2 separate regions of the Homo sapiens genome follow, and region 1 is linked to region 2. The links are chromatin loops, found by intact Hi-C in ENCODE. Cell type or tissue: heart left ventricle. All regions are shown on one strand. Each heading gives the region's core, and the rest is flanking DNA. Links, peaks and the distances in the headings are about the cores only. Region 1 overlaps KANK4 (KN motif and ankyrin repeat domains 4). Region 2 has its middle 29 kb from the start of USP1.

Region 1 (2,917 bases), core at 196-2,695, 110 kb before region 2:
GTGTGACCTTGGGTAAGTCACTCTAGCCCTTGAAGCCAGCTTCCTCAGCTATAAAATGGTACAAAGTAACACTCTCCACTGTATAAGGCTGTTCTGATGGCTACATGCCTATACCTTACACAGTACTTGGCATGTAGAAGACACTGAAATACAAGCTGTGGTTGCTGTTGTTTTTGAGGGAAGGAAGAAACTGGTAAGTGCCCAATAAAAGTCAGTTGTTTTGTTATTATTTATTGAGAGTTGTTGTGTGGTATATTAGGCACTGTGCCAAGTACTACACTATTATTATTTACTCTTCTCAAAGACTCTATGTCTCTATGTATTATTTTTTTTTTTCTGTTTAACAGAATAGGAAGCCTAAGCTCAGAGAGGCTTAGTAACTTGGTCATAGTCACAAAGATAGTAAAAGGCAGAGCTAGGGATGAATTTAGGTGTTCCTGCCCAAGATTTTTTTTTTTAAGACAGTGTTTTGCTCTGTTGCCCAGGCCGGAGTGCTGGATTACAGTGGTTAAAATCACAGCTCAATCTAGCCTCGACCTCCTAAGTTCAAGTGATCCTCCTGCCTCAGCCTCCAGAGTAGCTGGGGCCACAGGTGCATGCCATGATGCCTGGCTAATTTTTAAAAAATTTTTTGTAAAGACAGGCTCTCATTATGTTCCCCAGGCTGGTCTCAAAGTCCTGGCTCAAGTGATTCTCCCGCCACAGCCTCCTAAAGTGTTCAGATTACAGGCATGAGTGACACACCCAGACAACTGCCCAAGCTCTTAATGGCCCAGACTGAAGCCTGGTTCTGTCTGTGCCCACCTGAGTCTAGAAAAGGTGGTGAGCTGGTACCTGATGACCCCACAACATGGCACAGTACAGGACCGGGGGTGCAGAGGTAGAGAATGGGCAGCAGCAGACAGAAGCCTCAAGGAAGGATTGCCAAGGAGCAGAGAAAAATCAGGCACAAGAGAAGGGGCGGGACCAGGTTCCAAAAGGATTTAGACACCCAGCAAGCAATCAGGAATAGAGCCTACAGTGATGAGGACCGTGTCTTCTTTACTTCTGTTTCCCAAGTGCTTAGTACAATGCTGACCATAGTGCTGCCTCATAAAGATGTAGCAGCTGAATTAATGAATTATTTAAATAATGGATTAATTCATATTTTGAGGGTAGCAAATGATTTGAAATTTGTAGGTAGGATGTTTTGGAGTGGGAGAGAGATGTTCACCTCTGGACTTTTCTTTTTTAAAAGAGTGAGCCGTTCAAAATAGAACAACTGGAATATTTCCCTTGGAGTGCTGCCAGTGCACACAATGCCTCCTTTTCTTCCCAGGTCAGAAGGCGTTTTGGGCCCAGCCCCTCGGCATGTGTGTGCAGCCTGCAGCCTGTCCGACATACTTACCCACTTGTGCTCTGGAACACAAAGGCCTCCCACCTGCCAAGCCCAACACAAATGCCTCCTTCACCACAGTCCTCTGGTGTATGTGGGTTCAGCTGCTGCTGCTGCTGAAAGTCCCCCTCCAGGGCAAAAGTGAGGCTCCAGTGGCTCCAGTCTCTCCACGACTGCTCAGAGAAAGAGACCACAATGCTTTCTCAACCATTGAGTCCCCTTCACTGGCCACAAGGCATGAAGTTCAATAGCCCAGTAACTTGAGGAAAGAAGAAAAGAGACCCTTTTCTGTTCAAAGACCAGCCTCGACAGATTGTGTGCAATCATCCATTTATCAGAAATTCTTCTTCAGGCACTGGGCTAGGTTCTGTGGACTCATGGATGAAAAAGACAGGGTTCTTTTCTTTAAGGAACTCACCGTCCAAAATGGGAGGCAGAGACCTAAACAAGGACCTATGTGGTGTTAGAGAGGTGTGGCTGGAGCATCTCAGAGGATCAGAAAAACATCACAGATCTGGTATTTTTGAGCTGGGCGTTGAAGGATGAGTAAAAGTTAAGCAGGCAGATGGGAGAAGCAGCTCTCTAGCTAGAGATGAAAACATGTATGGTGGGCTTGAAGAATGACCAGCAATCCTGGCCTAGAGTACAGGGTCGGGGAAGCGGATGGCGGAAGACAGAGGTTGGAAGTCAGCTCATTTTATTTTCTAGAATAGGAAACCATCAAAAGTTCTTAAGCAGGGAGGAACAAGACGAAAGCTGGGTTTTAAATACAACTCTGACTGCAATGAGGGGCGTATGTCCCCAGATTCTGGACTATTAGTAGACATTCAATAAATATTTACAGAATGAACAACTGACTTCAAGAGGGAAATAGCAAGTCTGGCAAGCAGTCTGGCCAGACTTAATACCTTTCCCTAAATGCTCCTTTTATTTATTTTTTTTCTTGTAAGAGAACAGAAGCTTTTCTTCTCCTGTACTGAACCATTACAAATGTATATAATCTGAAATTGCAGGCATAATTACATAACGTCTTACATGGTTGGCAGTTTCATGAGTGTTGGCTTTGTCTTCCTGACTGAGTTTCGGCTCCGTGACAGCTCAATGCCTTTTGTGTTCTCTCAGCATTGCCCAAAAGCATCTATCATGTGCTGGGAACACAGTAGGCTCCAGGTAAGCAGAACATGAAACAGACTTACGGAGCACAAGAGCTGGACAGGCTCCTGCAATTACCGAGTTCAACTCTCTCATTTCACAGATGGGGAGACTGGGAGAAAGAGAAACATATGCACTATGTGGAAATGTGTGCACGCTCCTACTACTGGGTTCTTGCATTGCACAGCAGGGACCTGGGCTCAGTTAAGATTTTCAGGTACTAACACCAAAGGTCCAGACATAGACTGAAATTAACCAGTGATGAACCTGGCCAACAGCAAGGTGAACAGAACACCGACACACAAACAACACAGGCACAGAAGAATGTCTGACATACATGAGTGGTATTCAGCACCCACCGCTTATTAAATTATGAAAACAGCGTAGCCT
Region 2 (2,917 bases), core at 248-2,747:
CCTGCATCTGTACCTGCTATATCTAAAATAAAAGTCGAAATTTTTTTTAAGTCACAAATCAAATTTAGTACCATATTAGGAAAAAAACAAAAACAAAAAAACAACCTTCCTGGCCAAGTAGGGCCCTTGGGAACACCAGATAGAAAGAGGTAATGCAGCCTATGGTTAAGAGACAGGTCTGGAGCCAGTGTATTTGCCGCTGTCTAGCTGTATGGCCTGGGGCAATTTACCTAACCTCTCTGCACCTAGGTTTTCTCACCTGTAAAATGAATGTAACAATAGTTCTTACCTGATAGGATAGTTGTGTGAACTAAATGAGTAAATTAAGTCAAGAACATAGAAGAGAGACTTAATTAGTTGTCATTACCTCACCAAATGCAGTGGAGATAGAGGCCAATAAACAAGGATGCAACACAAGACTGACAGCAGCTGATGCTGGCCAAGGATGACAACAAACCAGAAACCTCCTCCTTCCCTTCATGCCACATGAGTCTATCAGAGCCCGGATGCTACCTTGGGGACCAACATGGAGCAGGATGGGTAGAAGCTGGAATTAACTGAGCATTGGCTGTGATTGAGATTTTCTGCTACGTTGTTCCTCTACTGAGAATCCCTACTGATTCTGAAATCTGATCTACGTCTGGAATCTCCTCCTGATCTGTGGGGTATTGCTATCAGATGCAAGAAGACTAGCTAAGGCCAGGCGCAGTGGCTCAAACCTGTAATCCCAGCACTTTGAGAGGCCGAGGCGGGTGGATCGCCTGAGGTCAGGAGTTCGAGATCAGCCTGGCCAACATGGTGAAACCCTGTCTCTACTAAAAATACAAAAATTAGCCAGGTGTGGTGGTGGGGAAACTGTTTTTAATAGAGTAATGGAGGTGAAAACCACGCTGAAGAGTAAATATTAACGAGGGGCTTGGTATCCCTTGTTTTATATAACTGTAGGTCTATCTAATTCCAAAGCCCATACTGCTCACTTTTCAACATCCTGCTAAATTGTCACTCTTCCCTCCTGCTTTTCTTTAACCAGTATATTGATTAAACCACACAAGCAAAGAAACGTGCCCAACTGCCTAGAGTACTAGCTAACAGAGTCTGGATAAATTACTAGCAATACTTATTGTTTAATACAATTCTGTTTTTTGTCCTTATAACAATTACACATTCTGACCTCCACATACATAATGAATGTGGAGAACCATCTTTTGGCCTCCCCAGGCCACTATCTTTTGGAAAACCAGCAAATTTAAAGACCAACCAACACTATGATGTGAGCGCCACCTACTGTTAAGAAACTTAAAAGCACATCTCAGATAGTCCTCATATCTTGAATTGGTTCAAAGTATTAAAGCACATGTTCCAGAGATACTTCAGTTGGATAAATCGTAGGTGATACTTACTTTCAGTTAACTAGTTAAAAGGTTAAAACTTTAAAGGTTCCCTTTAATTTTTTTTTTGAGACAGTCTCGCTCCATCCCCCAAGCTAGAGTGCAGTGGTGCGATCTCGGCTCACTGCAACCTCTGCCTCCCAGGTTCAAGCGATTCTCGTGCCTCAGCCTCCCCAGTAGCTGGGATTACAGGCGCCTGCCACCAGGCCTGAGTAATTTTTTGTATTTTTAATAGAAACAGGGTTTCGCCACGTTGGCCAGGATGATCTCGAACTCCTGACCTCAGGTGATCTGCCCGCCTTGGCCTCACAAAGTGCTGGAATTATAGGAGTGAGCCACCGTGCCGGCCAAGTTCCCTTTAATTTTTTTCTCTTTAACCTTTAGTTAATTAGTAAACTGGTCAATTATTTGTGCATGTTCTCTCTTTTAACTACAAAATTCTGTCTTTTAACTACTTAAGAAGTTTTAAGTTTTACAATTTAAGTTGTTTTATATGTAATGTTGAATGTTTTAAATAGTGGACATTTCTAAGACCTACTTGGTGGGCTTGCATTTGAAAACTTCAACCTGGCTGGGTACAGTGGCTTACACTTGTAATCCCAGCACTTTGGGAAGCCGAGGTGGGCAGATCACCTGAGGTCAGGAGTTCAAGACCAGCCTGGCCAACATGGCAAACCCCATCTCTACTAAAAATATAAAAATTAGCTGTGCATAGTTGCACATGCCTGTAATCCCAGCTGCTCCGGAGGCTGAGGCAGGAGAATCACTTGAACCCTGGAGGCAGAGGATGCAGTGAGCTAAGATCACGCCATTGCACTCCAGCCAGGCCCTAGATACTAGAAATCTAGGGTTTTAAAAAATTATCTCAATGTAGAGCAAACAATATAAAAATATAACAAAAGGCTAAGTGGTATAATGGAAGTCTCTGTGAAGAAAAATCAGAAAAGTTTGCTGTGGGCTTTTCTACAGAGGCAACTTTTGAACTACAGAATGTCAGAACAGGTAAGAATTTATTCATTTGTCCATTTATTTATTAAGTACCTACTATATTCACAAAGACAAATAATGCAGGATTCACTTTCTAAAAGAAGCCACAGCCTAACAGAGGAGGTAGATATATAAACAAATTATTTATTCCTCCCCATCCCTTTGTATAAAATCAGAATAAAATATGTTAATTAGGAATGGAAATATAAACATCAAGAGACTCAGATACGTACACAAAGGAGTCAACACTTGGTATAAAGTACTATAACAGGAGTAAGTCCTATGTGAAATGGTAACATAAAGATGACTTGATTAACCTCATTACTTGGTGAGTCCTACAGAAATATGAGTTCCTAAAGGGTGAAATTTGATCCTATTAATTTTGTAACTCCTGGACCAGCACTGGGGCTGGAACACAGTGGCCAGTCAAAGCTGGCTGAATTGTGCGCAGAGGAGGGAAAGGACGGACAAAGAAGGCTCATCAAGAAGATGATCAGCTAGGCGCAGTGTCTCACGCCTGTAATCCCAGCACTTTGGGAGGC

The links. Hi-C counts contacts between places; a loop is a spot of excess contacts. Peaks named below come from ENCODE experiments on the same cell type or tissue, not always from the same donor. Only the 100,000 strongest peaks of a DNase experiment are listed, where the experiment ranks them.
Region 1: a loop joins it to region 2, with 3 times the contacts of the local background. A loop is called at or near these places in 20 of 110 quality-filtered maps.

What each region holds. Positions count from the first base shown.
Region 1 is chr1:62,298,609-62,301,525 of GRCh38, forward strand. All of the region lies in intron 1 of KANK4 (KN motif and ankyrin repeat domains 4), which reads right to left. Among named protein-coding and RNA genes, the nearest start is that of KANK4, 19 kb to the right of the region's middle. In heart left ventricle, for the core only: no CTCF peak of the experiment used is centred there; a DNase peak (open chromatin) is centred at 1,353.
Region 2 is chr1:62,406,320-62,409,236 of GRCh38, forward strand. No RefSeq gene overlaps it. Among named protein-coding and RNA genes, the nearest start is that of USP1, 29 kb to the right of the region's middle. In heart left ventricle, for the core only: a CTCF peak has its summit at 1,286 (motif pointing left); no DNase peak of the experiment used is centred there.